2 separate regions of the Homo sapiens genome follow, and region 1 is linked to region 2. Evidence: read pairs that join two places in POLR2A ChIA-PET (ENCODE). Cell type or tissue: OCI-LY7. All regions are shown on one strand. Links, peaks and the distances in the headings refer to the core of each region. The heading gives the core; the rest is flanking DNA. Region 1 holds the start of THRAP3 (thyroid hormone receptor associated protein 3). Region 2 overlaps STK40 (serine/threonine kinase 40).

Region 1 (15,911 bases), core at 6,773-10,772, 100 kb before region 2:
TGGACTGATTACTTGAGGTCAGGAGTTCGAGACCAGCCTGGTCAAAAAATGGTTTACGATACAATCAACTCTTGTTGTAAATGTTGTGAAGGCTGGGTGCAGTGGCTCATATCTGTAAATGAATGACAAGAATGAATAAATGAACCCAGCACTTTAGAAACCCAGTGCAGGAAAATCACTTGAGCCCAGGAGTTTGAGACCAGAATGGGCAATATACTGAGACCTCGGCTGGGCACAGTGGCTCACGCCTGTAATCCCAGCACTTTGGGAGGCTGAGGCGGGTGGATCACCTGAGGTGAGGAGTTCGGAACCAGCCTGACTAACATGGCGAAAACCTGTCTCTACTAAAAACACAAAAAATTATCTGGGTGAGGTGGCGGGTACCTGTAATCTCAGCTACTCGGGAGACTGAGACAGGAGGATCGCTTGAACCCGGGGGCGCAGAGACTGCAGTGAGCAGAGATCGCACTACTGCACTCCAGCCCAGGCAACAGAGTGAGACTGTCTCAAAAAAAAAAAAAAAAAAAATATATATATATATATATATATATATAGTGAGACCTCATCTCTACAAAATAATTTTTACAATTTTAGCTCAGCATGGTGGTATGCACTTGTAGTCCCAGCTACTTGGGAGGCTGAGGCGAGAGGATCCTTTGAGCCTGGGAGATGGCGGTTGCAGTGTGCACATATTGTGGGCCACTGCACTGCAATCTGGGTGACAGAGTGAGACCCTATCTCAAAAAAAAAAAAAAAAAAAAGCTGCGAACATTGTTGAAGTGACAACACAGGATTTAGAATATTATGTAAAGTTGGTTGATAAGACACCAGCAGTATGTGAGATGAGTGAGTCCAATTTTGAAAGAAGTTCTGCTGTTAAAATGCTATCAGAGCACTGCACGCTACAGAGAAATCTTTCATGAAAGAAATAGTCAACTTTTCATTTTCTCAGTGGATGAAAAGGGAAAAAAAAAAGAAAGGAAGAGTAAATGGATGGGGCAAACTTCATTGCTCTCTTATTATCAGAAACTGCCACATCCACCCCAACCTTCAGCAGCTATCACCCTAGTCAGTCAACAGCCATCAGCATAAAAGCAAGACCCTCCACCAGCAAAAAGTGACCACTTGCTGAAGGCTCAGATGACAGCATTTTTATTGAGACAGTTTTGCTCTTGTTGCCCAGGCTGGAGTGCAATGGCGCGATCTAAGCTCACTGCAACCTCCGCCTCTTGGGTTCAAGCGATTCTCGTGCCTCAACATCCCGAGTAGCTGGGATTACAGGCATGTGCCACCACGCCCAGCTAATTCTTTTGTATTTTTAGTAGCGACGGAGTTTCACCGTGTTGGTCAGGCTGGTCTTGAACTTTTTTTTTTTTTTTTTGAGACGGAGTTTTGCTCTTGTTACTCAGGCTGGAGTGCAGTGGCACGATCTCGGCTCACCGCAACCTCTGCCTTCTGGGTTCAAGCGATTCTCCTGCCTCAGCTTTCTGAATAGCTGGGATTACAGGTGCCCGCCAGCATGCCCAGCTAATTTTTTGTATTTTTAGTAGAGACCAGGGTTTCATCATGTTGGCCAGGCTGGTCTTGAACTCCTGACCTCAGGTGATTCACCAGCCTCGCCCTCCCCAAGTGCAGGGATTACAGGCGTGAGCCACTGCGCCTGGCCTTGGTCTCAAACTTCTGACCTCAGGTTATCCACCCGCCTTGGCCTCCCAGTGTTGGGATTACAGGTGTGAGCCACCACGCCAGGCTGACAGCATTTTTAAGTAATATTCTTTATTAAAGTATATATATTTTAGGTCATAACACTAGTGCACACAATAGACTACAGTATGATGTAAACATACTATATAACTTTAATATGCACTGGGAAACTTGGACTAACCTTACTGCAATCTTTGCTTTATTGTGGTGTTCTGGAACTGAACCTGCAATATTTGAGATATGCCTGTATTTCTTTTTTTCTTTTCTTTTTTTTTGAGACGGAGTCTTGCTCTGTCGCCCAGGCTGGAGTGCAGTGGCATGATCTCGGCTCACTGCAACCTCCACCTCCTGGGTTCAAGCGATTCTCCTGTCTCAGCCTCCTGAGTAGCTGGGATTACAGGTGCCCACCACCACGCCCGGCTAATCTGTAGTATTTTTAGTAGAGAACGGGTTTCGCCATGTTGGCTGGGCTGATCACGAACTCCTGACCTCAGGTGAGCTGCCCGCCTCGGTTCTCCCAAAGCGTTGGGATTACCGGCGTGAGCCACCGCGCCCGGCCTATGCCTGTATTTCTTAAAAGGGGAGCCAAAATTATGTATTTTGGTATCCATCTAGTTTACTACCGTGTTCCCAGTATTTTACACTGGGCATTGTATACAGTAGACACCCAGAAAATCTTTGAATTTAAAATTACATTGGTTCAGCCCCGTGGCTCACGCCTGTAATCCCAGCACTTTGGAAGGCCGAGGCAGGTGGATCACTTGAGGTCAGGAGTCTGATACCAGCTTGGCCAACGTGGCGAAACCCCGTCTCCACAAAAAGTAGAAAAATTAGCCGGGTGGTGGCATATGCCCGTAAAATCAGCTACTCAGGAGGCTTAGGCAGGAGAATCGCTTGAACCTGGGAGGCAGATGTTGCAGTGACCCAAAATCGCACCACTGCCCTCCAGCCTGGGCGACATAGGGAGAATCTCAATAAATAAATAAATAAATAAATAAAAATAAAATCAATTAAATTAGAACGTTTTAAGAAGCACTGCGCAGTACGTCGACCACAAGAAGTGCTCAAAGAAGGAAGAAAGAGTAAGCCGTGTGCAAGGAATGCTGCCGAAGCCACTAAGGGCAAGGGCTGATGTGGCGTGGTCTGCTACTTGAGTTGAGCCTTGCAGCTTTTCTCTTAGGAAGAGCATTAGATTTCTTTATTAATTGATGTGTACTGTGTCTACTTTTCTCTGGAGGTGCAGAAATCCATCAAAACTGATCTCGGCTCTCAAAGAGCTCACAGTCTTGTCGGGGAAGGCCCCGATACTTACAGAGTAAGATGCAAACTTACTGTGGGAACACAGGCATAGGGAGGAGCTAGTCAACTTTGAAAGCATCACAGATGACCTATGAGATGGGTCTTAAATGTTCAGAGACACTAGAGCAGAAATTCCGGAGGAAACCAGCCTGTGCAAAACTGATAAACGCAGAGATTCTCAAATTTGTAGGTGGGTAAGAATCACCCGAGAGATCGGTTTAAAATGTAGACTGCAGGGAGACACTCCCCGGTAAACTTTTGGTTCAATACCCCAGTAGCACCCATTTTAACAAACTTCCCAGGACGACAGTCAGAAAATCATAGTTACAGAAGGCAGGCTGGGGAGAGGCGGTTTCTGGGTCTCCGAATGAGGTCACACAATTAAAATTAAAAAAACGAAACCAAACCAACCCCTCCATTTGCGTTGCGCTTTCAGGGTGCTTGAGGCTTTCCTGTGCCTTACTTTGTCGGAGCCTGGCAACATCGCTGTGGGGTAGAAATTACAAGTCTCATTTCACAGGGGAGGAAACAAGTTTAGAGAGGAGGGATGAATTTGCTCAAGGTCACAAAGCGGAAGGGAGCGCAGCAGAGACCAAAAACAGGGAGACTCGACTTCCAACTCGGAAGCTTTTCAACAAGGCAAGCTGGCCCGGAGTGGGTGGGGCTCAGACTCTCCCTCCAGGCTGGTTCCAAAATGGTGGGGGCAGTGGCGTCAGCAACGCCCCCGCCCCTTCCGTCCACCGCCCTCCTCCATCTCCAGGCCACCCAGGCGGGGGGAGGGGACGGCCCCGAGCAACCCACGTGACCGCCGACAACCGAGCGCGTGACGCAAAGCGGCGGGCCCAACGCTCGCCTTGTCTTTTGGGAAACGTAGTTCTGATGGCAGCCAAGTCGGCCAGGAGAGGAGGGCGTAGGACTACATTTCCCAGGAGGCAGCGGGTCTACGCCGTCGCCGTCGTCGGAGAGCGGAGACGCTGGGCGCGCTGTGGGGCGGGGGCGAGGTTCGGGCTGGTTGTTCCGTTGCGAGCTGCAGCTGCGATCTCTGTGGTAGGCCCAGGTGAGTGAGCGCCTCTGATGGAAGTTAGGGCAGCTTAACCGGCTCTAGTGGTTTCGTCTCTTATCTTTTTTCCCCAGCTGCTGGTCAGGGGCTCGGGGAAGGCCTGGCGTGGAGTCGCTCCCCCCAGCTTACACCCTGGCCTCTTCTGAGCGGGCTCCGTTCCCTCCGGCTCCTCCCCTTCCCCGCCCTTTAGGTCTTCCCCTGGCCCCGGCCTAGCTCCCAAGGCTCTTGGTCGCCTTCTCTGCAGAGCAGCTCCTACGCCGCTTTATCTTGCAGTCGGCCTGGGGGCGGCCACTCCCTACTCCTCCCGTTTTGGTCGTATGAACCCCGTTATTTGGATTTCTTTTCCCGGAACTCCCGAGTGCCCTTCCCCCCACCCAGTCCCCATTGGCCTGGTTCGGTCTTCTCCTAGGGCGCATGTGGCTGCCACTCAGTAAATGTTAGTACCGCTTCCGTTCTTTCCAGCCTGGTGGCCAAAAACGGGATAGTCCAAATTTGTCTCCTACGGGAATATTAGAGTTCTCACTTTTTTCTTGGGCTGGAGCTGAGGCCGGCTTGCATTCCAGTGGCAATCGGCGTGAGTTCTGCTTATATGAGGTGAATTATTTTGCTTCTCTTAGCACCTAAGCAACTTTTATCAACTGTTGTCTTTGACTTTACAAATCTTAGGGGTGGAGCATGGCAGCAGAAGCTGGGGAGCAGCAATGGTGCACAGAAGTTGGAAGCCATCAGTGGCAGTACAGTGTTTATGGGGAATTTGTTACTTGGGGTGAAGGGAAAGCCTCTGAGAGTATAGAAGGACCTGGCAAGAGAGAGGCAGTGAAGCTTCTGTTGGGAGCATAACAGAAGTATCCTGAACCAGTTGGCTTGGGTTTAAATCTTGGCCCTGCTATCTTTTGATCTTAGGTCAAGAGTCTTCATCTCCAGCTGCCTCAGTTTTCTTATCACTAAAACAGCAGTAAGTAACAGTGACCCCTTTACAGGGTTATTGTGGAGACTAAATGAGATAAAATAAAAATCACTTAGCCACTGTTAAAAAGTAATATCATCATTTATAGGTTTTTTTTTTAGAGTGTGCGCCGAGAGAGATGAGGCGTGTATCACACCGTTATTTTTCTTCTGTTTCAGATGACCCTGACTTTTTTCGTTTGTGGAAGTACTGTTGTAGTCTGTTCTGTAATTCTAGACAGTCTGACGTGTGTATTATGATTTAGAAGCTTGTTAAATAGCCAAAACCGGCTCCTGCCATGAACAACTTGTGGAGCAAATCGGGCTCAGTTTGTTCTTTGCCGGGAGATGTATTTTGTGAGCCAATGTTCATACGTTAATGATAAGTTTTACTGCAGCCATTTGGGCTTAATTGCATTTTGTAAGAGAGTTGTGTTGAGGTTTCTGTAAGAAGTGATTTGATTAAAAACCTCTATATCCAGTGTAATTCCATCTCTTTGTTTTTTAAACGTTTTAACACCAGAGAAAGATCTCCAATTTTGGAGACTGATGTTTTTAGTTTTGTAGACTAGGTACAGTTCAATTTTAGCAGTGGTGATGGTAGTAGTAGTACCACCTTAGTGTATTTATTTAATACCAAATATATAGGTACTTTTAAATTTGGTTTAGCCTGCAAAATATGGATTACAAAAAGAGTGATCTATTTTGTTCCGAGGAATTGGAGGGAGGAAGCTTGGAATATTTCTGAGATTAGCACAGAGATGGGAAATGTTGATGACTGGGAGGGTACACAGACATACGATTTATTATTATTATTATTTTTTGAGACAAAGTCTCGCGCTGTCACCCAGGCTGGAGTGCAGGGGCACAATCTCGGCTCACTGCAACCTCCGCCTCCTGGGTTCAAGCGATTCTCCTGCTTCTGCCTCCTGAGTAGCTGGGATTACAGGTGTGTGTCACCACGCCTGGCTCATTTTTGTATTTGTAGTAGAGACGGGGTTTCACCATGTTGGCCAGGCTAGTCTTGAACTCCTGACTTCAGGGGATCACCTGCCTCGGCCTCCCAAAGTGCTGGGATTACAGGCGTAAGCCACCGCGCCCGGCCACGATTTATTATTTTTAGAATGGATAGTCCTAACCACTAAGCATTTTAGGGCGCTACCCTGTTTCTGTAGGGCATATTGACATCCTGAATGCAAGGAAGTCTGGTTAATGCTATTCTCTCAAATACAGGGTTTTGGTGGATTTTTTCACACATATTCTATAAACATCTAAGATCTGTTCACTGTTTGACTCTGGTTGATTGGGTAATTTATTCAACAAATACTACTTGAGAGCCTGTCATTTACCAGCTTCTGTTGTGGGCCTGTGAATATATTAGGGTGTGATGACAGATGAGGTCTTGTCTTTTGGAAACTTAACAGGATTGTTGGGGGCGGGGAACACAAAAGGTAAGCAAATAAACTACAAATTGAGAAAAGTAACATAGAGGTGTCCAGTTCAGGACTCTGATAGACACTGAAAAGGGGGAGACCTAAGGGTGGTCAGTGAAGTTCTTTTTGGGGAGAGTGAGGAAACCAATTTGTAGGATGTCAAGGAGAGGGTATCCAGGTAGAGGAAACAGTAAGTGCACAAACTGGAAGATGGGAAGAATTTAGTGTGCTTTCAGAACTGAAGGGAGGCCAATTGTGTTTGACACTTTGGAGAGTGATTACAGATGAGTTGGAGAGAGAAGGTTATTAGGGAAGCCATTGAAGCCTTCTGATGGTAGGAAGGATTGCCGTCTCTCTCTTTAATATGTATAGACACATACATATATAACATTATTTACAACTTTTTTTTTTTTTGAGATGGTGTTTCGCTCTTGTTGCCCAGGCTGGAGTGCAGTGGCGCGATCTTGGCTCACTGCAACCTCCACCTCCCAGTTCAAGCGATTCTCCTGCCTCAGCCTCCCAAGTAGCTGGGATTACAGGGATGTGCCACCACGCCTGGCTAATTTTGTATTTTTAGTAGAGACAGTGTTTCTCCATGTTGGTCAGGCTGGTCTCAAACTCCCACGCTTAGGTGATCCGCCTGCCTCGGCCTCCCAAAAGTGCTGGGATTACAGGCATAAGCTACTGCGCCCAGCCTACAACAGATGGAGGGAGGAAGGAAGGGGTTTCAGGGGTGATTTATGTTTTAAAATCATTTCACAGAAGTATGGAAAATGGATTGTGAGGTATGTTAGTTAAGAGACCGAAGATGGTAGTTACCTGACAGAGCAAGAAAATAGAGATGGAAGAGCAAGAAGCAGAGATTGGAGGGTAAGTAGGTTTAATAGTCTCTGTAGGCTGCAGTGAGCCATGATCATGACACTGCATGCCAGCCTGGGCAACAGAGTGATACCTGGATTCGAAACAAGTAAACATATTCTGCATGGCAGGACACTCTTTTTGTTTTTGAGACGGAATCTCGCTCTGTTGCCCAGGCTGGAGTGTGGTGGTGCGATCTCGGCTCACTGCATCCACCGCCTCCTGGGTTCAAGCGATTCTCCTGCCTCAGCCTCCCAAGTAGCTGGGGTTACAGGCACCCGCCACCACACGTGGCCTCTTTTTTTTTTTTTTTTTTTCTGTTGGTGGAGTCTTCCTCTGTTGCCCAGGCTGGAATGCAGTGGCACTATCTTGGCTCACTGCAACCTCTGTCTTCCAGGTTCAAGCAGTTCTCCCTGCCTTAGCCTCCTGAGTAGCTGGGATTACAGGCGCCTGCCACCATGCCTGGCTAATTTTTGTATTTTTTTTTCTTGAGACAGAGTTTCTCTCTTGTCACCCAGGCTGGAGTGCAATGGCATGGTCTCGGCTCACTGCTACCTCTGCCTCCAGGGTTCAAGCGATTCTCCAGCCTCAGCATCCCAAATAGCTGGAATTATAGGCATCCGCCACTATGTCCAGCTAATTTTTGTATTTTTAGTAGAGACAGACAGGGTTTCACCATGCTGGCCAGGCTGGTCTCAAACTCCTGACCTCAATTGATCCGACCGTTTTGGCCTCCCAAAGTGTCGGGAAAGGTGTGAGCCAGCGCATCTGGCCTAATTTTTGTATTTTTAGTAGAGACGGGGTTTTGCCATGTTGGCCAGGTTGGTCTTGAACTCCTGAACTCAGGTGATCCAACGGGCTCGGCCTTCTAAAGTGCTGGGATTACAGGCGTGAGCCACCACGCACAGCCTGCAGCAGGACATTACATCCTTAATCTATGGCCGGTGGACTCCAGGGAGCCCATGAACTCTGTAAAATATTTTTGAATAGGGGTGCATTTTCTCAAGGAAAATGTGTTCTCCTTCTACCATATTCGTTAGAGTTTCAAAAAAGTTAAGAAACAATGTTCTAGACCATATAATGCAGCTTTATAATCCATAAAAATGTAGGCTGGGCATGGTGGCTCATGCTTATAATCCCAGCACTTTGGGAGGCTAAGGTGGGAGGATCCCTTGACCCCAGGAGTTCAAGGTATTAGTGAGCTATGATTGCGGCACTGCACTCCAGCCTGGGCGACAGAGCCAGACCCTGTCTCTAAGGAAGAAAAAGGTAATTGCTCAAGGCTTACCAAGGCAGTAAGAGACATGGGTACCCTTTCTAAAAGATTGACTTTATTAATTTTTCAAGGGAACTAATTTTTTTTTATTTTTTGAGATGGAGCCTCGCTCTGTTGCCCAGGTTGGAGTGCAATGGTGCGATCTTGGCTTGCTGCAACCTCAGCCTCCCAGGTTCAAGTGATTCTCCTGCCTCAGCTTCCCAGGTAGCTTGGACTACAGGTGCCCGCCACCACACCCGGCTAATTTTTGTATTTTTAGTAGAGACGGGGTTTCACCGTGTTAGCCAAGATGGTCTCCATCTCCTGACCTCGTGATCTGCCCGCCTCAGCCTCCCAAAGTGCTGGGATTATAGCGGTGAGCCACCGTGTCTGGTCTACAGTTTTTTTTTTTGTTTTTTTTTTGTTTTTTTTTTTTTGAGAATAAGTAGTATGTTTTAATGATGTGCTGTAGAAATTTTAGTTTCTTTTTGTCTAGAAGATAGGGGCTGGTTTTGCTCATAGTGAGGAAGCTGAAATTTGGTGAGTCCAATTTGACAAAAATTCATTTTCTAATGTTTTCTTTCTTTGAATTTTGTTTACAGTACATATTTTAAGTGTTCCAGAAATGGAGCTTTTTGTTTGTTTGTTTGTTCGTTTGTTTGTTTGTTTTGAGATGGAGTTTCGCTCTTGTTGCCCAGGCTGGAGTGCAGTGGCGCAATCTCAGCTCACCGCAACCTCTGCCTCCTGGGTTCAAGTGATTCTCCTGCCTCAGCCTCCCGAGAAGCTGGGATTACAGGCATGTACCACCATGCCCAGCTAATTTTGTATTTTTAGTAGAGTTGAGGTTTCTCCATGTTGGTCAGGCTGGTCTCAAACTTCTGACCTCAGGTCATCTGCCTACCTTGGCCTCCCAAAGTGCTGGGATTATAGGCGTGAGCCATCGCGCCCAGCCTTTTTTTTTTTTTTTTTTTTTGAGACAGAGTCTGTCTCTATTGCCTAGGCTGGAGTGCAGTGGTGCCATCTCGGCTCACTGCAACCTCCACCTCCTGGGTTCAAGCGATTGTCCTGCGTCAGCCTCCCGAGTCGCTGGGATTACAGGTGCCCATCACCACACCTGGTTAATTTTTTTTCTTTTTTTTTAGACGGAGTTTTGTTCTTGTCCAGGCTGGAGTGCAATGGCTCGATCTCAGCTGACCGCAACTTCCACCTCCCGGGTTCAAGCGATTCTCCTGCCTCAGCCTCCCGAGTAGCTGGGGTTACAGGCATGGGCCACCATGCCCGGCTAATTTTGTATTTTTAGTAGAGATGGGGTTTCTCCATGTTGGTCAGGCTGGTCTCAAACTCCTGACCTCAGGTGATCCGCCCGCTTCGGCCTCCCAAAGTGCTAGGATTACAGGCATGAGCCACCGCGCCCAGCCCTGGCTAATTTTTTTTGTATTTTTTAGTAGAGATGAGGTTTCGCCAAGTTGGCCAGGTTGGTCTTGAACTCCTGACCTCAGGTGATCCACCTGCCTCGTCCTCCCAAAGTGCTGGGATTACAGGCTGGAGCCACCGCGCCCGGCCTAGAAAAGGAGCATTTTAAGTGTGCTTTCCTTCAGTGATTTATTTTGTCAGATGTATACTCATATCTTTTGTAGTGTATTTTTCAGGTAATAGTGTTTCTTTGGAAGCGTAGGATGTGCTTTCTGCCACAGAGTTGAGTTATACCACTGAAAATACATGTATTTAGGCAGATGTTTTCAACCTCTGCCTAAAAAGTTTTATGGACTAAATCCAATCTGCAGATATATTTTCTTTGGCTCATACAGTGTTGTACATTTGAATTAGTTGTCAACATTTAAAAAGGAGATTTTGTGTAAAAATGTGGATTCAGGCTGCTTTTGAAAAAGCAGATCTGGCAGCCATGGATCTGCTTTTCTGTTTTGCAGCAACCATCTTTTATAGTTGGGGCATGTCATTTCCAATTTGCCCTAGACCCTGCCAACAGTCTGACATGTAGCCCTGACCTGGACAGAGTGTTAGTTGGTATTTACTATTTTATACCTTTCTATTACTTGTCTATTTTCCATCTTTTATTACCTGTTCTGGATATATCATAGAGGTCTCTGATACTCCCATTCATAGTCACTTTGCTGTCTTACATTATCATTGACCTTTTTTTTCTGTCTTGGTACCTTATATCCTTCGTTTGTTTCTTCTTAAAAAAAAAAAGATTTTAGGCAGCTTTGAAAGATGGAGTTGAAGCAATGCAGGGGGAACCCCCAAAACACTGAATTACTTTGTTTCCAAACTGAAGAAAAACAGACTTTTGGAGAGCATAGAGGCATTGGTCTCACCCCTGCCGGTGCCTTGTTTAGCTGGTATGTGTTCAGTGTACTCACTTTTGTTCTGCTTGGTTTGCTTTATAGCATCTGGAATGTTGTCACTGCATAGCTTGGCCTGTCTCAGAAGATAGAAGGCCAAGCAGAGTTGTTGAATGTCTCATTAATAAGACTTTTGGCTCTTGTCCTGAGACATAACAACTAAGGTTATTCTATTGTTTTTTAAAATAATATACTGCTGTGAAGTCCATTGTATTGTTTTCAGTAGTGCCATGTGATTTTTTTGTGTGTATGTGAGGTTAACAACTCAATTTCCTTTTTCTCGATTTTAGTAAAAAGGATGGCATGAATAAAGGATTGATAGAGGAATGCATAGAGGTGAGACTGTATTGTAAAGTTAACGAGGAAGTTTCTTTACTCAGGGTCTTTCCTTTATAGCAGGGCTTCACAGAAGATGGTCCCAGTTTATCTAAAGACTATGTCCTAGAGTCTTGACTAATTCCTTTGGCTTGAAAGACTATCGGCTATCAGAAAAAAACTTTTAATATGAAAGTGATTGAGGAATTGGTCAGATTCCGGTGTTGGGTTGCCCAATAGAGAAAAAGATTTAGTGGCTGGGTGTGGTGTGGTTCACGCCTGTAATCCCAGCACTTTGGGAGGCTGAGGTGGGTGGATCACTTGAGGTCAGGAGTTTGAGACTAGCTTGACCAACATGGCGAAACCCATCTCTACTAAAAATAGAAAAATTAGGCAGGTGTGGTGGTGTGCGCCTGTAATCTCAGCTACTTGGGAGGCTGAGGCAGGAGAATTACTTGAACCCGGGAGGCAAAGGTTGCAGTGAGCTGAGGTTGTACCACTATACTCCAGCCTGGGCAACAGAGGAGACCCTATCTCGAAAAGAAAAAAGTTAAATTTTTAAATATAAGAAATTCTTGTTTCAGGCATAAGATGACCCTTTACATAGCCTTGCTTTGTATACTCATAAGTTCTTATTACTTAAGTGTTAAAGAGTTGCTGTATCACCTTGGCTTTGGCAGTTTTGATGTATCTTTGTACACATGTATCTATTACATTGGGAAATGTCCTGAAAGAGGCCTTTCTTGACTCCTCTATAATAGTACTCCTCTTCAAAAACTGTTGCTGTTTCCCTCCCCAACCCTACATTATTACTATATGACATGATATTTATTTTTAATCTATCGTGTTTCATCCTTCACGTCTTTAGAGAGTAAGAGGGATTTGTTTTATTCAATGTTGAATCTAGTCACTACCTAGGACATTGAGTTACGTAGAAGAGGCATAGTAAATATTGAAAAAAGGATGAGTTAATATGGGAATAAGTAAATAACTGGCTTGATGGCATTCTCTGAAGTGCTCCCATTGTCAAGTCCTAGTTCACTCAGGTTCTGTTAAGTTAGCAGTTGAAAATAATTTGTACAGTGGTAGGTGAGTAGATTGCCAAGGGGCAAGAGGGTACTTTCTGGAGTGATAGAAATATTCTGTTTTGGTCGTGGTGGTGGTTACACAGTATGTTTTGTCAAAACTCATCGAACTGTATCTTTTTTTTTTTTTTTGAGACAGTCTCACTCTGTTGCCCAGGCTGGAGTGCTGTGGCGCGGTCTCGGCTCACTGCAACCTCCCAGATTCAAGCAATTCTACTGCCTGAGCCTCCTGAGAAGCTGGGATTATAGGCACATACCACCACGCCCAGCTAATTTTTGTGTTTTTAGTAGGGACAGGGTTTCACCGTGTTGGCCAGGATGGTCTTGAACTCCTGACCTCAGGTGATCTGCCCCCTCGGCCTCCCAAAGTGCTGGGATTACAGGCGTGAGCCACTGCACCTGGCCATCGAACTGTATTCTTAAGATGTGTACATTTATTGTGTGTGAATTAAAAAGTTGATTTGGCCTGGCGTGGTGGCTCACGCCTGTAATCCCAGCACTTTGGGAGGCTGAGATGGGCGGATCACGAGGTCAGGAGATCAAGACCATCCTGGCTAACATGGTGAAACCTCGTCTCTACTAAAAATAAAAAAATTAGCCAGGCATGCTGGTGGGCGCCTGTAGTCCCAGCTACTTGGGAGGCTGAGGCAAGAGAATGGCATGAACCTGGGAGGGGGAGCTTGCAGTGAACGGAGATCGTGTGACTGCACTCCAGCCTTCCAGCCTGGGTGACAGAGTGAGACTCCATCTCAAAAAAAAAAAAAAGTTGATTTAAGGCTGGGCACAGTGGCTCATAGCCTGGGCATGGGCAACATGATGAAACCCCACCTCTACAAAATAAAATAAAATAAAAAATTAGCCGGTGTGGTGGCATGAGCCTGTAGTCCCAGCTACTTAGGGGGCTGAGGCAGGAGGATTGCTTGAACCCAGGAGGTTGAGGCTGTGGTGAGCCAAGATTGCACCACTGCACTCTAGCCTGGGTGACAAAGTGAGACCCTGTCTCAAAAAAATAAAAAATAAAATAAAAATTTGTATTCAAAACCCATTCTATCAAGGCTATTCTGCAGAACTGCAGGTAACTATAGTAAGTAGGTTGTGATAATGATAGTTTTCTGAGTTGTCCTCCTCCTTCAATCAGAACAGTTGTGCATTTATATTTTATACTTTGAGGCTCTGCTTAACATTTCATTTTTTCTTTTTCTTTTTATTTTGAGATAGGGTCTTGTTTTGTCACCCAGGCTGGAGTATGGTGGCGTGATCACGGCTAACCTCAGCCTGGACCTCTTGGGCCCAGGGAGTCCTCCCACCTCAGCCTCCTGAGTAGCTAGGACTATAGGTGCCCACCACCATGCCTGGCTAATTTTTGTAGTTTTATAGAGACAGGGTTTCACCATGTTGCCCAGGCTGGTCTCGAACTCCTTCCTCAGCTTCCCAAAGTCCTGAGATTACAGATGTGAGCCACCACACCCGGCCAACATTTTATTTTTAAAAAGATAAAACTGATAAGTCCCCTAATACCCTTCTACCCTACCCCAGGGTTTATTCAAGCAGAGCACACATTTTGTGAAAGCCCTGGTGGGGCAGGGAGGTGTCTTCATTTCTTCCCCCCTGCTCACAGACAGATGGTGGTTGAAAAAATTCAGACATTACAGAAATAGGAAATGTAGAAAGTAAAAGTTTCTCATAATGTCATTCTTCAGGCCAGTGTTTGGATATATAGAAGAGATTTTTACTGTTATGGTATGTCGTATGTATATATATTTTTTCCTTTGGTACTAGATGAAGGTATTTCTGAATAGTAAAGATAAAGAGGAACCGTGGAGGAGAAATAGGGATGCACTTCTTGGGTTTGTTTATTATGAAAGCTTAATATTTAGCATCTTGCTTCAGAAGAACTTAAATTGTAAAAGCCTGTTCTGATAATTCATCTTTTCCTTGGAAATTTAGAAGGTGACATTAATTCTTGGGTTAATGGTGAATGCTTTGTCTTATTCATTGTGTAGAACCTAGCTTGCCTCTTCTCTTCCTTTATTTCTGTTTCAGTCTTTTTTTTTTTTTTTTTTTTTTTTTGAGATAGAGTCTCGCTCTGTCGCCTAGGTTGGCGTGCAGTGGCACGATCTTGGCTTACTGCAACCTCTGCCTCCCGGTTCAAGCAATTCTCCTGCCTCAGCCTCCGGAGTAGCTGGGATTACAGGCATCCACTACCGCGCCTGGCTAATTTTTGTATTTTTAGTAGATTCGGGGTTTCGCCATGTTGGCCAGGCAGGTTTCGAACTCCTGACCTCAGGTGATCCACCCGCCTTGGCCTCCCAAAGTTCTGGGATTACAGGCGTGAGGCACTATGACCAGCCTGTTCAATTTTAAATGGAGGTAGAAATCTCTGTCTAGCTGCAGGGGGGGTTATTGTGATGGTTAGATGATTAACCCAATGACAGGCACGTGGTAGGTATTCAGCACATGAATATCATTATAATTTTCTTTTTTCTGTGAAGATTTTGACACCATAGATAATAATATTATTGTATATGGAAACAAGAAGATAGATTGTTTGGTAACTATTTGGAAAAGGAAAGTAGTCATAAGAAGTTAAGTCTGAAAAGACAATGAGAAACACTCAGAACCCTCAACCCCACAGCAGTTGGAAAGAACAAAGGATACCAAAAAGGCAATATTTTAAGATAGTGAAGGATGGTGTAATTATTCAGTAAATGGTTCTAGAAAAATTGGTTGACCATTTTGAAAATTAGATTATTAATACTGACAAGTCTCATATGAAAACCAGAGAGATACAGATGAAATTGAGATACCATTTTCTTCCTGAGATTTCCACCGTGACAAAAAAATATGATGATTATTGTTGGTGAAGGTTTGGGGAAATTCTCAAACACTGCTGGTAGCAGTATAAATTGCTGTAGACTTTTCTAGAGGACAACACTATGTACTTCAAGGAACACACCTTAAGGATTTCCTATTGGACAGGTCCTTAAAGATAAGAATAATCATTACAGTATTATTTATGTAAGTGAAAAACTGATAGCAACCTAAATATATGCCACCATGGGACTGCTTATGGTACATTCATATAGTGGAATGCTAGGTAGAAAAGAGATGGAGACAGGAAAGTCATGTTTATTGACATAATACAGTGAGTTTCAAAAAAGTCCAGGATTAATGCTTTTGTTTGGTTTAAAAACCTTTATGTCGGACTGGGCGTGGTTGCTCCCACCTGTAATCCCAGGACTTTGGGAGGCCGAGGTGGGCAGATTGTGAGGTCAGGAGTTCAAGACCAGCCTGGCCAACATAGTGAAACCCCGTCTCTACTAAAAATAAAAAAAAAAAATTAGCTGGGCATTGTGGCAGGTGCCTGTAGTCCCAGCTACTTGGGAGGCAGAGGTTGCAGTGAGCCGAGATCGCGCCCCTGCACTCCAGCCTGGGTGACACAGCGAGACTCAGTCTCAAAAGAAAAAAAAAAAAAAACCTTCATGACAGACTGGGCGCAAAAACCAAACCTTTATGTCTCTCCATTTCCTCCTTGATCAGTGTCTATTAAGTATATGTTGAGCTCTAAAAATTTAGTTCATCAGTCATACTAGC
Region 2 (15,911 bases), core at 2,804-6,803:
AGAGACCGGGTTTCACCATGTTAGCCAGGATGGTCTCGATCTGCTGACCTCGTGATCCACCTGCCTTGACCTCCCAAAGTGCAGGGATTACGGGCGTGAGCCACCGCGCCCAGCCCTGAGGAATAGTTTTAATGGGGATTTAACAATAAACAGAACAGACACAAATCCTTGCCCTCATGGAGCTGACACTAAATTGGAGAAACAATAGAAGATAATCTCAGATGCTTCTAAGTGCTGGGGGGCATGACAGGATAGGGTAATGCGATGGACAACACCTGGGAGTGGCTCTCACAGGGACATCCACAGTGAGACCTGAATCCTAAGGAGGAGGCAGCTGTGCCAGGATCTGGGGAGAGTGTCTGGGCAGGAGTAAGAACATGCTTGGGATACCTCCCTCCAAGGGAAGAAAGCCACGCAGATGGTGTGTGGGTGCAGGGGAGAGTGGCAGGGGCTGCCCGTGCAGGGACTCGATGGCCTTGTTGATGAGCTTTTTCTTTCTTTCTTTCTTTTTTTTTTTTTTGAGACGGAGTTTCACTCTTGTTGCCCAGGCTGGAGTACAAAGGCGCGATCTCTGCTCACTGCAACCTCTGTCTCCCGGATTCGAGTGATTCTCCTGCCTCAGCCTCCCGAGTAGCTGGGATTACAGGCATGCACAACCACACCCTGCTAATTTTGTATTTTTAGTAGAGATGGGGTTTCTCCATGTTGGTCAGGCTGGTCTCGAACTTCTGACCTCAGGTGATCTGCCCACCTTGGCCTCCAAAGTGCTGGAATTACAGGTGTGAGCCACCGTGCCCGGCCAGGAGCTTGGTTTTTAATGTAAGTGTGGTGGGGAGCTCCTGGAGCGTTGAGCAGGGGAGTGTCATGGCCCTGTGACACATTTTGGAAAGATCCCTGTGGTGGCTCAGTGTAGGGTGGGCCACTGTGGGCAAGAAGGGGAGCAGGGAGGGTGGTGAGTAGGCTGGCAGCTGTCCAAGCCAGTGAGGGCGGGGCCGGTGGAGAGGCGAGAGGGCTCAGACTCAGGTGGTGTTCTGAAGGGAGTTCCTGCACTGGACTTGAATGTGAGGGAGAGAGGAGTTTAGAACACTTTCATACTGGGCTGGGGCACCTGAGGAAAGCCCATGTGGGGAAGCAGGTTTGGGGGTAGTCAGTTTCACTGTAGATAGGTTAGACTTGAAATGTCCATTAGATATCCAGGTGCAGGTGTTGGCAATGCAAGTAGAACCCCCAGGAATCTGGCTGAAAATGATATTTGAGAGTCCTTACCACATAAGATGGATTTACCACCCCAGAAGTGGATGAGACCGAACATCTGGGGTAAGGGGGCAGAGAGAGAAGGGTCTGAAGCTCGAGCCCATTGAGGGGTCTCCTGGAGGTGAAGTCAGCAAGGAGAACCAGGCCAGAACAGGGATGTGATCAGCCATGTGTGATTGGGCTGAGAGGTGAAGATGAGGCCAGAATTTGCCCACTGCCTTGGCCGAGATTTGAAGACCATCAGCAATATTGAGTTTCTGTGGGTTGTATTCCTGTTTCTTCAAGGGGTGTATGTCAGTGACTGTTTGCACAGGTAGCTTATTTATGTGCAGCATTGCTGGGAGTGCATGAGCATGTTTAATGCCTGCCATCCACGGGAATATCGGTGTGTGCTACAGTGTGCTTGTATGACTACGTGTGTTGTGTGCCTCAGTGCCTCAGTTCATGTGGCACAGACCTGTGTCTGTGAGAGTCCACATGTGTGCTCCTCTATGTGCAGTCTAAAATTTTGGATCTGTTTCTGTCAAGCTGTTTCCATGCACCTCTGTGCTACGCAGCTCTCTGTATCTCTGCCTGCAGGCAAAAGTATGTTTGTGTCTGGGTTGGTATGTGACATATGTGTTTGGAGTGGGTCAGGTATGACTCAGCCCTAGTGGAGCAGGATGAGGGTTGAGATGATGGTTGCTGGTTGCTTCAGAGAGAGGGACGCACATTAACCAGAGTGCTGTCTTCTCCAGGGGCTTGCCGTGGCCAAGCCAGGCCAGGTGGGAGAAGCGGCAGCCTTGCCCTGGAGGGTTTTGAGAAGCACTGCTCCTGGAGGCCCTGGGGAAGGTCCCTGAAACCTTTGGCCAATGTGGCTGTCCCCATGGTCCACATGCCCTCCCCACCCCCTGCCTAGCTGCTTGACTGCCTGCTGCTCCCCAGCCCACCAGCCTGTCCGTGGGTCAGCCCAGCCACCCGCTTCGGATCTCTGCACGTGTGTCACCTGCTGTTCTGGCCCTCATCCCAACTATCCACCTGCCCATCTCCTCCCTACCTCCTCGCTGCCTATCTGCCCAGGACTTATCTGCTGTCTGCTCACCTGCCTGCTTGTTGACTGCTTCTCTGCCCTCCTATCTGCCTGTGAGACTAGAGATTTGTCACCTTGGAAAGCACGGAGAGTACTGCTAAGATGAAACACAGGAAGGACAGGCCTTGATGGAAGGTTGGGGGGCCGAGAGATCCAGAGCCTATGGGAGGGGACTTGTGAGTGCTGGCATATTCAGGACCCAGTGCAAACCCAAGCACAGCTCTGCTCCCGGCCCCAGTGGCCAAACTGAAGGCTTGCCCTGGCTATTCTGCCGTTGACATGGGCCTCACCCTACCACGGGGATAGGTCTTGGATGGAGGGAAGAGGGAGACTCACCGGGGGCCTCCTGAGTCCTTTGAGTGTCCCCATGACCCCAGCACCTGGGACAGCTGCTGGAAAGAGGGTACTGGCAAAAATTTGCTAAATGGACAATCATAGGCCCAGTGTGGTGGCTCACGTCTGTAATCCCAGCACTTTGGGAGGCCGAGGTGTGCAGATCACTGAAGTCCAGGAGTTTGAGACCAGCCTGGGCAACATGGCGAAACCCCATTTCTACAGAAAACTACAAAAATTAGCTGGACACGGTAGCACACACCTATAGTTCCTGCTACTCAGGAGGCTAAGGTGGGAGGATCGCTTGAGCCCAGGAGATCAAGGCTATGGTGAGCCGTGATCGTGCCACTGTACTCCAGCCTGGATGACAGAGGAAGACCCTGTCTCAAAACAAACAAAACAACAGCAACAACAAGAAAACAATAATAGGGACATTGAGTACCCTTTCTGGCACCTGGCACTCTGCCAAATGCTATGCACACTCCGCCCTTCAGTCTTCCCAGGAACCCTGTGCAGTTTGTAGCGTGGCTCACATTTGCCAAGAAGGAAGTGAGGCTCAGCGAGGTTAAGCAGTGCCTGTGGAGTCACATGGCTGCAAGTAGTGGCCTGGACTGGACTGCAGAGCCCATGCTCCCCACCGCTTTCCATGGGGCAACTCTAGGCCATCATTCTCCACCCCTCAGACCCAAAGCTGCCTTTTCATAATGCTTGCTGTTGCTCCCTTTATGCTCCTGAAATGAAATTTATGGCTAATATGCCAGCCTTTACATCTAATTAAAAATCATCCAATGGTTTTTTTGTCCTTATTAATATATAAGAAATAAAAGGTAATGATAATGTGTTTGTGAAGTGCCCAGTTGCTGGGGAGGTCACAGCTCTGTGTACAGACTGATGCTCGGGTGTGGTGGTGTCAACGTCTGAAACGATGAATTTGGTAAAGTTCTGAACACAATGAAGTGCACGTTTCCTTCTCTTTACACAGTAGTTGCATTCCTGGAAAATTCAATGTATAGTAGAATGCATACACTCTTTGTGTTTATATGCAAAATGGAGTTAGAGCCTTGGCTCTGGTAATGAAAAACAAGCCTTTCACTTATGTTGTGCAGGATGTAGAATCTGCCTTCCTTCCAGGGCTGTCTGGAGTCCCTGGCGCCACCCTTGTAACTGCCAGTCATTGTGATGACCAGTCCCCTCATCCCTTCCCCCACAGTGGCCACAACAGGAAAGATTCCCGCCCTTATTCATGGAGCTCAGCGTTTGAACAGGGGAGACGGGCATGATCAATAATTGGATATATGTCAGGTTGTGATGAACACAATGAAAAAAAAAATGAGTAAGGGGTTAGAGAAGTCCAGGTGGACAGGTGAGGGAAGGCCTCTCTGAGGAGGTGGTATTCTGAGCAGACACCTGAATGAGGCAGGGAGTCATGGAAATACCTGGGAGAAGAGCCTTCGAGAAAGAATAACCAGTGCAGAGTGTTAGGGTCACCCCGACCAGTTCCCCTCCTTTCGCATAGGTCTTACAATACAGTCCTTTGTGACCTCCGCACAGCTCCCCCAGGGCTAAAGGCAACCCCCACTGCCGCCCTGCACTGACCCTTCCAGTAACTGTTTGTCCAGAAGACTTCAGCTGAACTGGCAAACAGTTCCAGGATGCGGTCAGAACACCTGCTAACCAAAGCTGGCAAAAACATCACCAGGATGCAGTCAAGACACCTGCACCCCCAACTCGGTTCACACACCCCGACCCAGTTCCTCGCCCTGTAAAGCCCTGCTGCAGTCTGTAAGCAAGGCTGCCTCCTCTGCCTGTCAAGGAACAGCCTGGCAGGACAAATAAAAATTGCTTGCCTGTCTTTGGGTCTACTCGTCGTTTCTCTTGGCTAACCTTTTATTTTGGTGCCAAAACCCAGGAAGGTGGTAGAGTTCGGCCTCCCTTTCTCTCTCTTTCCTAACCACCACCCCCACTTCCCTTGGCTGAACTCCCCCTTCCCAAACCTGCCAAAGACCCAGAGGACTTCTGGGACCCTCCCATTGTTGGTGACTTCATCCATCACTATAGTCTGCAAAGGGGTGAGTAAGAGAGACCCTTGCCATCTACCCGGGACCCTTGACCGTCTCTGTCTTCCCAAAAGACCCAGTGCTGGGCCAAGGGCTCCCTCCGGCCTCTAGGCCTCCGACTCCTCTGTTTCAGGGACGCCTGACTGGGTGGTTGCCTTCTGTATACTAAACAAGGCCCACAGGACTGGGGACGTCCTCTCCCCCGGTCCTTGCCACCGGCAGTCTCTCTCCTTCCTCAACCATCTCCTCCATTCACCATGGGAGCCTATCAATCTACTCTGTCTAAAGCAACCCCCCTGGGGTCACTTGTGCAACCTTGAGACTCTCAGTTTTTGTGCAAAAGTTTGTCCCAAGAGGCTTATTTTCTATTGTGATACGGCTTGGCCACAATATAAATTAGACATAGGCTCCCAGTGGCTTGAAAATGGTACTTTCTATTTCAATATACTCAGGGACTTAGACAATTTTTGCCATTGCGATGGAAAATGGTCTGAAATTCCTTATGTTCAGGCTTTCGTCACCCTCTGTAACCGCTCTTCACTTTGCCAATCCTTCTCCGATTTCCAAATCCTCCTCACCCGCTCTAAGCCCAATTTACTCTCAGCAGACCCCCCCTTCACAGCAAGCGACAACTCCTCCTTTGACCCCGCCGGCTTTCCACCTCCCTGGCAACATCATAATCCTCCATCAGATCATCACGATCCTCCACCATACACTCCCGCTCCTGCCTTATCTCTTTCCCCTCCCCTCTCTAACCACCCAGCTTCTGAATCTGATTCCTCCCCATCTCTCCACCTCATACCCGCTCTCGAACTGAGCACGTCCAACAACCAGTCTCCATACTTCCCCTCCGAGAGGTTGCCAGAGTTGAAGGAATCATTCGTGTCCACGTTCCCTTCTCCCTCTCTGACCTTTCCCAAATTGAAAAACATCTCGGGTCGTTTTCCTCCAATCCCGACACTTATATTAAAGACTTCAAATACCTTACCCAATCTTAAGAACTCACTTGGCATGATCTCTATATTGTCCTCTCTTCCACTATCTTCCCAGAAGAGAAGGAAAAAGTGTGGCTCACATCTCAGGCACATGCTAATGATCTTCAAGCAAGGCTTCAAGGATAGCCCCCATTTCTTTGGGCAAGCCCTACCCCAAGACCTTGCCTCGTTAAACCTATCCCCCAGCCTCCTTCTCCAGTATGTAGATGACCTCCTTCTCTGCAGCTGCTCCCTAAAAGACTCCCATGTCCACACTGCCACCTTTCTCAATTTTCTTGCTGTTAAAGGCTATAGAGTGTCCCCATCCAAAGCACAGCTTTCCACCCCTAGTGTGACCTACCTAGAAGTTCAACTCTCTACCGGGTCCCAAGCCATGACCCCAGCATGAGCAGCCTTAATGGGCAACCTATCTCCATGTTCCTCAAAAAGTGAAATTCTTTCCTTCCGAGGGCTAGCAGGCTTTTTCAGAATATGGATCCTCAACTTTGCCCTCTTAGCTCACCCCCTCTATGAAGCAGCCAAAGGCCCCCTAAAGGAGCACCTAAATCCCTACGACAACATAGCCCCTAGCTTCCACAAACTTAAAACCGCCCTTATAATCGCTCCAGCCCTATGTTTGCCTGATATTTCCCAGCCCTTCACCCTCTACACAACTGAAAGCCAAGGAATAGCCCTTGGCATACTTGGCCAACCAGAACGAAGTCCTCCATCTTTTGCCCCCATAGCCTAGCTTTCCAAACAGCTGGACAATACCATTTGAGGATGGCCAACCTGCCTCAGAGCTCTAGCGGCAGCTGCCACCCTGGCCATAGAAAGTAAAAAGCTAACATTCGGTCAAGATACCACCATCCACAGTCCACATAATCTATAAGACCTCCTTTCCTCCCAAGCATTAAGCATTCTCCCCCGTCCCACATCCAGCTTTTTCATGCCCTATTTCTTGACAACCCCGAGTTCTGTCCTGCCAAAAGTTCCCCCCTTTAACCCCGCATCTCTAATTCCATTATCTTCCTTGCCTCCTTCCCACTCCTGTACTGAAATTCTAGACCACCTGCAACCACACTTCCCTAACATCTCCTCTGAGCCTCCTATTGACCAACTATTGGTCAATATAATGACCAACTATACCCAGATGGCTCCTCTTCCGGAGCCACCGGCTCTCCCAAAATTGCTAGGTATGCAGTAGTTACCTTAAACCAAGTAATTGAGGCTAAGCCCCTACCCCTAGGAACCTCCTCCCAAAAAGCAGATCTCATAGCTCTCACCAGACCCCTTACCCTCTCCAAAGGCAAATGAGTCAACATTTACACAGACTCCAAATATGCCTATCACATCCTCCATTCTCATGCCGCCATCTGGCAAGAGAGAGGATTCCTTACTGCCCAAGGAACCCCCATCACTAACGGCCCCCTTATTTACCAACTTCTTCAGGCCTCACACCTCCCAACTAAAGCAGGAGTTATGCACTTTTGAGGACATCAAACAGGATCAGATGAAATCTCAAGAAATAACAGAAAGGCCGATAAGGCAGGAAAAGAAGACTCCCTTTCTTCTGTCCCTGCCCCCCTCCTCCTTGTTACCCCAGCAATCCAACCCAACCCAAGTACTCTCCCACCGAAAAGGCTTCACTACTACAGCAAGGAGCCTCCCTTCAAGAGGATTAATCAAAAATCAAGAGTTCGTCCTCCCCCAAGAGGAGACCAAGGAAATTCTGACTTTTTTTTTTTTTTTTTTAGACGGAGTCTTGCTGTGTCGCCCAGGCTGGAGTGCAGTGGTGCGATCTCGGCTCACTGCAACCTCTGCCTCCCAGGTTCACGCCATTCTCCCGCCTCAGCCTGCCAAGTAGCTGAGACCACAAGCACCCGCCACCACACTCGGCTAATTTTTTGTATTTTTAGTAGAGACCGGGTTTCACCATGTTAACCAGGATGGTCTCGATCTCCTGACCTCGTGATCCGCCCGCCTCAGCCTCCCAAAGTGCTGGGATTACCCGCGTGAGCCACCGCGCCCGGCCTAATTCTGACATCTCTTCACCAATCCTTCCATATTGGTGCGCACCCCCTGTACCTGCTCTTTCGCCCTTATTTCTCCTCCCCCCGTATATTCACCTCACTAAGAGACATAACCTCAAACTGTCCTATATGCTCTGTTACTTCCTCCCAAGGGGCCTTCCGCTCTCCCTCCATCCCTACACATCAGCTCAGAGGAACACTTCTAGGGGAGGACTGGCAAGTGGACTTCACCCACATGCCTCCCGTCAAAAAAAACCCAAATATCTTCTTAGCCTCATGGACACCTTCTCAGATTGGGTAGAAGCATTTCCTACCCCGTCGAAAAAAGCTGCAGAAGTCTCTCAAATTCTTATAACAGAAATCATCCCTAGACTTGGTCTCTCTCGGTCCATACAATCAGACAATGGCCCTAGCTTTATCTCCCAAATCACCCAACAAGTCTCCCAGTCCCTTGGGATCCAGTGGCGCCTCCATATCCCATACCGAACCCAGTCATCCAGAAAAGTCGAAAGGGCAAATGGAATTCTCAAGACTCAGTTAACCAAAATAACTCACTCTTGAAGTCAAAAAACCACGGACCTCCCTTTTACCCATAGCACTGGCCCGCATCAGAGCCAGTCCAAAAGCCCCCTCCTTCCTCAGTCCCTTTCAAGTAATGTATGGACACCCTTTCCTCTTACAAAACATACCCCCACTAACTCTCACCTCCCAATACTCTCCCTCATCCGTCATCTCTTCCGCGAGCAAGCTGACCAGGCCCTCCCAAAACCCCACCAAGGTCCCGCCGACCAAACTCTCCTCCCAGGAGAGTATACTTCCTAAAAACCGTCACTCCAACAAACTTTAAACCAAAGTGGGAAGGCCCTTTCCAAGTTCTTCTCACTACCCCCACTGCAGCCAAGCTGTCAGGACGTAACTCTTGGTACCATCTTTCCAGGTTAAAAAGGGCTCCTGCAACTGACCTGCCACCGACTGTTCCCTGTAAATACTGTAACCAGCTGTTCCCTGTAAATACTCCAGCACCCTCCTTGGACCAACCTGACTCAGCCTTACACCCATCCCAGAAGACGCCAACCCACCCCCTCCGCCAAGAAACATAACAGATAAGTTACCACCCCTTACTGTTAAATATCGAAACCCTCATTAATGGGAATCATTTACTGCACTGCCCTTATAGGAGTTGCCTTACTTACTCTGCTCTTTGCCGTAGGAAGAGATACTGTAACACCCCCAGGGTGGAACTCTAGCTTCATAATCCTCCTCATAGCAGAATAAAGGCCACTAATAAGTGACTGCCCCTCCTAAATGTCCTGCCTTTGCCCTGTCTTGCCACTTCACTCTCTTTCTTACCCAGAACAACCCACCCTCACAGCACTCCTTAACTGGGTAACTGATCTCACCTTCCAAAGAGCCCTATTCGTGAGTTTAGCCCAGGTGAGACCAATTTCTTCACCTTCACTCTTATCCTTTGCCTGCTTACTCCTCCTTCCCTTCTCCTCCTCACTACGACTCCATCTACAACGAACCATCCAACAGGCACACACAATACTTAATCAAACCAATCCTGACCTCGCACGTAACTGCTGGTTTTGTGTCCATTCCTCAGAAACCACATCAAAAATTGCCTTCCTGGTCCCACTTAAAGATTGGACCCTTACCAACCTGACACTCCATCCTCACTATCGAAGCTTCGGAGGGGTAAATGCACTTAAAAGTTATAAAACCAACCTCACCCGCTACACCTCCAGGAGCAAACTTATCTTAGGGACACTTACATCTGATGCCAAATTAGACCAACAGGCACCCCTTTGTATACAGCACGACCTTCCCTCAGGAACCCCTTTAGGCACTCTCCCCACCGGCTCATGTAACTACACCCTACAACTCAGCCCACCTGCTGGTATCCAGCCGCTAACAGTATACAATCCCACTCAAATACTCAAAATTTCTGGTCCCCCAAAAATACAAACCACTAATCTCAACACAATAAACTCAGGTTTCTGCATCAATCCACACAAACCCTGTATGATAATTGCAGGATGGACTCCATGCCCTAGCCCCCGCCCAGCCTCCAACTGTCCACAACTCAGGTAGCCAGAGCCCCCACTGGGGAAAAACTTTTAGTGGACACATAATATTTCCTCCTACACTGGGAAAACAAAACAGTAGGGCTAGCCAACTAACCTCAACCCATCCCTTCCAACCACTCACCGGGGCGGCCCTGTCTTCCTCTCTCTCCGCTTGGCGATCAGAAAACAAGATCCTAAAGCCCCTCTTTGCCAAAGACCTCCAATTTTGCCTTCCTAGCCAGGGCATATTCTTTCTCTGTGGCACTTCCACCTAGCTCTGCTTACCCACTAACTGGACAGGAACCTGCACGCTAGTCTTCCTTAGTCCAAAAATAGACATAGCCCCTGGGGATAGACCCTTACCCTTCCAAATTCAAACATTATCCCGCAGACGCTGAGCCATACAGCTTATACCCCTGCTAATAGGGTTAGGCATTATGGCAGCTGCAAGAACTAGAGTCGCAGGAATTGCAACCTCTACCTATTACTACAAATCCCTATCCAAGGACCTCTCTGATAACACTGATGACCTAGCATCCACTGTATCAACCCTCCAGGCCCAACTAGACTCCCTAGCCGCAGTAGGTCTTCAAAGCCGCAGGGGCCTCGATTTACTTACCGCAGAAAAAGGAGGTATCTGCGTCTTCCTAGATGAAGAATGCTGCTTCTATTTCAGTCAGGCCTGGTTCAAGATGCAGTTAAAAAATTAAAGGACCGGGCTCAAAAATCAGGGAAAACAGTTCTTCCCCCTGGCCCTCCTGGCCCCTATGGCCCTTCAGCTCCTGGGCCTCCTGGCTACTCCCACTCCTTGGACCTGTCATAATCATTCTCCTTCTAATCTTTGGGTCCTGCCTCTTATGTCTCTTTACCCAGTGTTTTCTTAATTTTTTATTTATTTTATTTTATTTTATTTTTTTGAGGCAGAGTCTCGCTCTGGCACCCAGGCTGGAGTGCAGTGGCGCAATCTCTGCCCACTGCAAGCTCCGCCTCCTGGGTTCACACCATTCTCCTGCCTCAGCCTCCCAGGTAGCTGGGACTACAGGTGCCCGCCACTATGTCTGGCTAATTTTTTGTATATTTAGTAGAGACGGGGCTTCACCGCGTTAGCCAGGATGGTCTCGATCTCCTGACCTCGTGATCCACCTGCCTCGGCCTCCCAAAGTGTTGGGATTACAGGCGTGAGCCACGGCGCCCGGTCTCTTTACCCAGTTTTTACAGAAGCGCATCCGAGCCTTCATCCACAGAACCATACAAGACATGATGCTACTCCAAGAATACCAACAATTTCAAAGCCAGAACCCAAACCAACCCCTACCTTCCAGCCTCTCCCCCTAACCACCGCTCCCTCTCAGCTAGAAGCAGCCTGATGAGAACAACGCCCCCTTTTCTATCAACTATTAAAAGCTGGAATGTTAGGGTCACCCCGACCAGACTGTTCTCCTCCTTTCGCAAAGGTCTTACAATACAGTCCTTTGTGACCTCCGCATAGCTCCCCCAGGGCTAAAGGCAAACCCCCCGCCACAACTGACCCTTCGAGAGTAACTGTTTGTCCAGAAGACTTCAGCTGAACTGGCAGACAGTTCCAAGATGCGGTCAGAACACCTGCTAACCAAAGCTGGCAAAACTATCTCCAGGACGCAGTCAAGACACCTGCACCCCCAACTCGGTTCACACACCCCGACCCAGTTCCTCGCCCTGTAAAGCCCTGCTGCAGTCTGTAAGTGGGGCTGCCTCCTCTGCCTGTCAAGGAGCAGCCTGGCAGGACGAATAAAAATTGCTTACCTGACTTTGAGCCTACTCATCCTTTCTCTCGGCTAACCTTACACAGAGGCCGTGCGGTGGAAGCATGCTTGGCTTGTTCAGGATCAGGGGGCCCAAGCAGCAGGAATAGAGTGAGGGGTGAAGGGCTGAGAAGGTGGGGAGGTACCCAAGTGTGCAGACTCATGGTGTAGAGCCTTACAAGCCACACAGACCTTTGGATTTTCTCCTGCATGGAGGGTAAGCCATCAGAGGGTTGTAAACAGAAGAGGGACACAGTCAGGTTTTTAAAGGCTCACTCTGGCTACCACGTGGTGCCTGGACTGTGGCAGGGGAAGAGTGGGAGACCAGGAGGCCAGAGATGGAGGCTTAGGGTGGTTGCAGTGGAGCTGTGACAAATGGTCAGATTCTGCCCGTGTTCTGAAGGTAGGGCCAGCCAACAGGAGTAGCAGTGGATTGGACATGGGGTGTGAGAGAGAAGGATGAGAGGGAGGGAGGGAAGGAGGGACGGAGGGACAGAGAAAGTCAGGCCAACTTGGCTTCAGAGCCTGAACAATCCAGCCACCAAGACCATTCCTCACTCCCTTTCCACTTCTGCTAGTTTGACAGGTCCAGCCAGTGTCCCTGGCTCTTCCCAGGGACACTGGAGACCAGGGTGGCCAAAGGGGATGCCAGCTTCGCAGTTCTCATTTGGTTTGACCTTTCAGGAGCACGCGAGTGGTCAGTGTGGCCGCACTGGTCCCACCCATCCTTCTGGTACTTTCTTTTTCCTTTGCTGCCACAGGGCTCATAGTGAAACCTGTGAGGAACAGCGATCCAAGAAGTTCACTTTTGTTTTCGTTAAATTGACCAACTCACAGCCAAGAAACAGTTTAGATCAATACACCAAACTGTTCAGGAGTGCCAGAGTGTACAGGCCCAGACCCAGGTGCTGAGGAGGTAAGGGTGAGCAAAACGAAGCCCCTGCCTGTAGGGCGCTTGCTGTCTAGTGTTTTGCTGAATGTAAGAGTGACACGTGTAGGTGTCCAGGAGGTATCTGTGCCCTGAACAGAGGCTTAATGGGTGGCGGGACAGGAGTGAGGCTGAACATAGAGACAAGGTCCAGAGCTGAGAGTGGCACTGGTGGGCTGGGAGCAGGGGCACCTCCCAGCAGAGCATCCAGGATGGGTAAGGCATGGGCCAAATGTAATGGGCAAAATCTTTGGACAGCTGGCTGCTGGGGCAGGTGTGGAACTGTGAGGTGGAGGAGTGAGGGGCCTGGGGCTGTGCTCTGAAGCACTGCAGAGGATCAGAGCCTTCTCACATCTTGGAGGTGCCCCTCTTGGTCTGTGGACCCTTGACTGGGAAGGGGCTCTGCCTGCACAGATCTTGTTCCTTGAGTGGCCTGGGTATGGGCTCCTGGACACAGAAGTGTGTCCGCGTGGGTGCTGTGGTGTGCCGGGGGAGGGGCCAGCCTACCTCTAGCTTCATTGCTAGAATGAAGTGCAATCTGCAAAGTCTAAATTTTTTTTCTTTTTTGAGATGGAGTCTCACTCCATTGCCCAGGCTTGGAGTGCAGTGGCGTGATCTCGGCTCACTGCAACCTCCACCTCCCGGGTTCAAGCAATTCTCTGCCCCAGCCTCCTGAATAGCTGGGATTACAGGCACCTGCCACCATGCCTGGCTAATTTTTGTATTTTTGGTAGAGACAGGGTTTCACCATCTTGGCCAGGCTGGTCTTGAACTCCTGACCTCATGATCCACCCGCTTCGGCCTCCCAAAGTGCTAGGATGACAGGCATGAACCACCGTGCCCGGCCCAAAGTCTAAATTTAAGCAAAGGAAGGAAGGAAAGAAAGGAAGGAAGGAAGCCCTTGGCTTCCTATTGAGGAGAGGGAGGGGGAGGGTGGAGCAGGAAGAGGCCTGGCTGGGCCTTCTCCTTCCCTGGCTGCCCTGGATGGGCACATGGGCAGTCTGTCTGGGGCAGCAGGCTCCCCTACCCCAGATGGAGTTCAGCAGAGAGGATCAATACCCTTCAGCTGCTGTGGTGCTGGGATGCCCCGCTGCCTCCTGCATGCAAGGTCAGAGGGTGAGCCAAGCCAAGCAGGGAGCTCTCACTTGGGCAGTGGGCAGATGCACAGGTCTCAAGAGACTGCTGGGCACTTCAGGTTCCCCTCCCCCGCCAAGACAGTGGTGCCAGGTGCCACCCGCTGGCTGCGGGGAGCAGGGAGGGGGCACACTCAGAGCTGCAGGAAGCCAGTTGGGAATCCTGCACCACTCAGCTGGGATGGAGAGGGATGGGGCTGGGTCGGGGCTGGAGAGGCCGAGATGTAGGCAGGGAAGGCAAGAAGGCAGGAGACGCAGGCCACAGTGGTTCCAGATCAGGAAGTTTTATTGCTGACATGCAGGAAGAGTCCCCATGTAGTACAAAAATATGTCTTTATACAAACTTTTTTGTGACTTTTTCCGTTTCTTTACAATAGGACTTCTCTCAGTGTGTGACACCCAGTGAGGGCTGACCCATCCTCCTCTCCTTTGCTTCACCAGGAATGTCATCAGACACATGGCTTGACCTTGGAAGGGCCCAGTCTGTCTGACAGGGCTTTGCAGACCCGGCGGCTATTGCTTTGAAAAGGAGGAGAAAGACCACGCACGGGCAGCAGCCTGGAGGGACCCGGTGGGCTGCTGAGAGGGGGCTCCGCTGCGACGGGCCCTGGCCCAGCTTCAGGCCCTCACAGGAGGACAGTCAAGGGCTGGGAGCCCTAGGCCGGACTGCATTTCCGCTCCCGCAGGAGACTTTCTATGAAATAAATATAGAAAAGAGGGCATCCCCCAGCCCCACAGCACAAGACCCTGGCCCTCAGCGCTGGACAGCTGAGACAGACGCAGGCTCGCTGCTCAGGGGGAGTAAGTGCTGGGCTCCAGTAGGCTCCCACAGGCCCACTGAGGCAGAGGCATGAGTCGCCCAAGTGCTGGATGGGGCATGGGGAGAAAGGGGCGTGGGCAGCCCTGCTACTGCTGGCAAGAGGTGGCCCCATTTTTTCCAGATGGGGAAACTGAGGCACAAGGAGGTTTGGGAACTTGCCCAAGGTCACTCACAGTGAGTCAGCTTTTTAGGGGGAGGAGAGCGGCTCACACTCTGGGAAACACAGTCACCTCCCCACTGGGGAGCAGGGCCAGGCAGGAGGGGCCTCAGGGCCCATGACTGCCTGGAGGGGACACTCAGCCTCTCTGAGGACATATGGGGGGTAGGCCTCTGGGGAAGGGTCTTTGCTTGGCATCAGGCAGGGCCAAGTCCAGTAAGGGCAAGGGGAGGGGGCATTCTGGTGAGAACAGCATTTCTGGCAAGACGGGCATCCACTTCAAAATCTCGGCTCAAAAGGGCAGCAGGGCTGTTCTCAAGCCAGGCAGGCAGGGTCCCCCAATCCCTACAATTCTCCTGAGTCCCTCACCACCATGGAGGACCCTTGCTAGGGTCTACCGGGAGAGTCACCACATCTATTATGAGGCAAGGGCACTGGGATATGTTCCCACCATCCCCTAAACACAAGAGTAGGCTAGGGGAGCGTGCAGGCAGCCCCCGCTCACGGCCAGGCCTGCAGCCCAACCCATGGGCCCCTTCGCACTGGGAGTCCACGTGAGCTCAGTACCACGGGGAAGGATAGAGAAGGGAACAGGTTAACGCGCGTGTACAGCACCTCAGAGAAGCCACTGAGACGGGAGAGAAAGAGCCAGGTCTAGAAAGGCCTCCCATCACCGGCAGCAGAGAGGGACTGGTGGGCTGAAAGGGGACAGGGACTGGCAGGAGGGGCTTCCCTGCCTGGGGGTGAGGAGGGAGCTCACGTGTGGGCTGTGGATTCCTTGCTGTCCAGCCAGGCTGGGGGCAGGGAGTGGCCATGGACTGAGCCACCTAGAGATGGGAGAGAAGTTGGTATGGTAAAAAAATAAATATATTTGAGTTCGGTTTAAGATGAGGTGAAGGTTTTCCAAAGCTTGGACTGAGGGGCCTGGATCAGAAAGAGAGGGACGGAAAGAGGCTGTGGCAGGGGCCTGGGAGAGCAGGGAGGAGGGGAAGCTCGCTCTGGGGCCTGCAGCGAGCTGCACTTTCAGCTTATTTGGACTGTGGGGAGCAGCGCCCCAGGTCAGTTGGTGGCCGCTGGGGAAGGCCCTGGAGTGGGGTGAGCAGGCTCCCTCCTCCCTCTTGCTCAGTCCAGAGACAGCATGGTTAAAGAGACAGAGGTAGATTAAAACATCGTGATTAAAAGCAGATTAGTTATCTAGGCTTCTCAGATTTAAAAACCAAACAATCGAGCAATCATCCCAAAAGGTAGCTTCGTGGTACCTCTGCTGACCCCACGTGTGACCTGGGCTGTCCCTGTCCCTGCC

The links. ChIA-PET counts read pairs that join two places held together with the same protein. Peaks named below come from ENCODE experiments on the same cell type or tissue, not always from the same donor. Only the 100,000 strongest peaks of a DNase experiment are listed, where the experiment ranks them.
Region 1: POLR2A ChIA-PET joins it to region 2 with 5 read pairs; 10 of 35 experiments call an interaction of 5 or more read pairs at or near these places.

The regions. Positions count from the first base shown.
Region 1 is chr1:36,220,446-36,236,356 of GRCh38, forward strand. It overlaps THRAP3 (thyroid hormone receptor associated protein 3), which reads left to right and starts at 3,998. Exons shown (of 12, transcript NM_005119.4): 1 at 3,998-4,060. RefSeq lists enhancers at 2,795-2,964, 3,175-3,474, 3,388-3,915, 3,875-4,084, 3,916-4,444 and a silencer at 3,625-3,744. In OCI-LY7, for the core only: no CTCF peak of the experiment used is centred there; no DNase peak of the experiment used is centred there; H3K4me3 peaks cover 1 bases.
Region 2 is chr1:36,325,729-36,341,639 of GRCh38, forward strand. STK40 (serine/threonine kinase 40) reads right to left here. Exons shown (of 11, transcript NM_001282547.2): 11 at 13,900-15,911. It also overlaps a transcript of SH3D21 not described here. Among named protein-coding and RNA genes, the nearest start is that of EVA1B, 10 kb to the left of the region's middle. In OCI-LY7, for the core only: no CTCF peak of the experiment used is centred there; a DNase peak (open chromatin) is centred at 4,333; H3K4me3 peaks cover 1,295 bases; H3K27ac peaks cover 1,283 bases.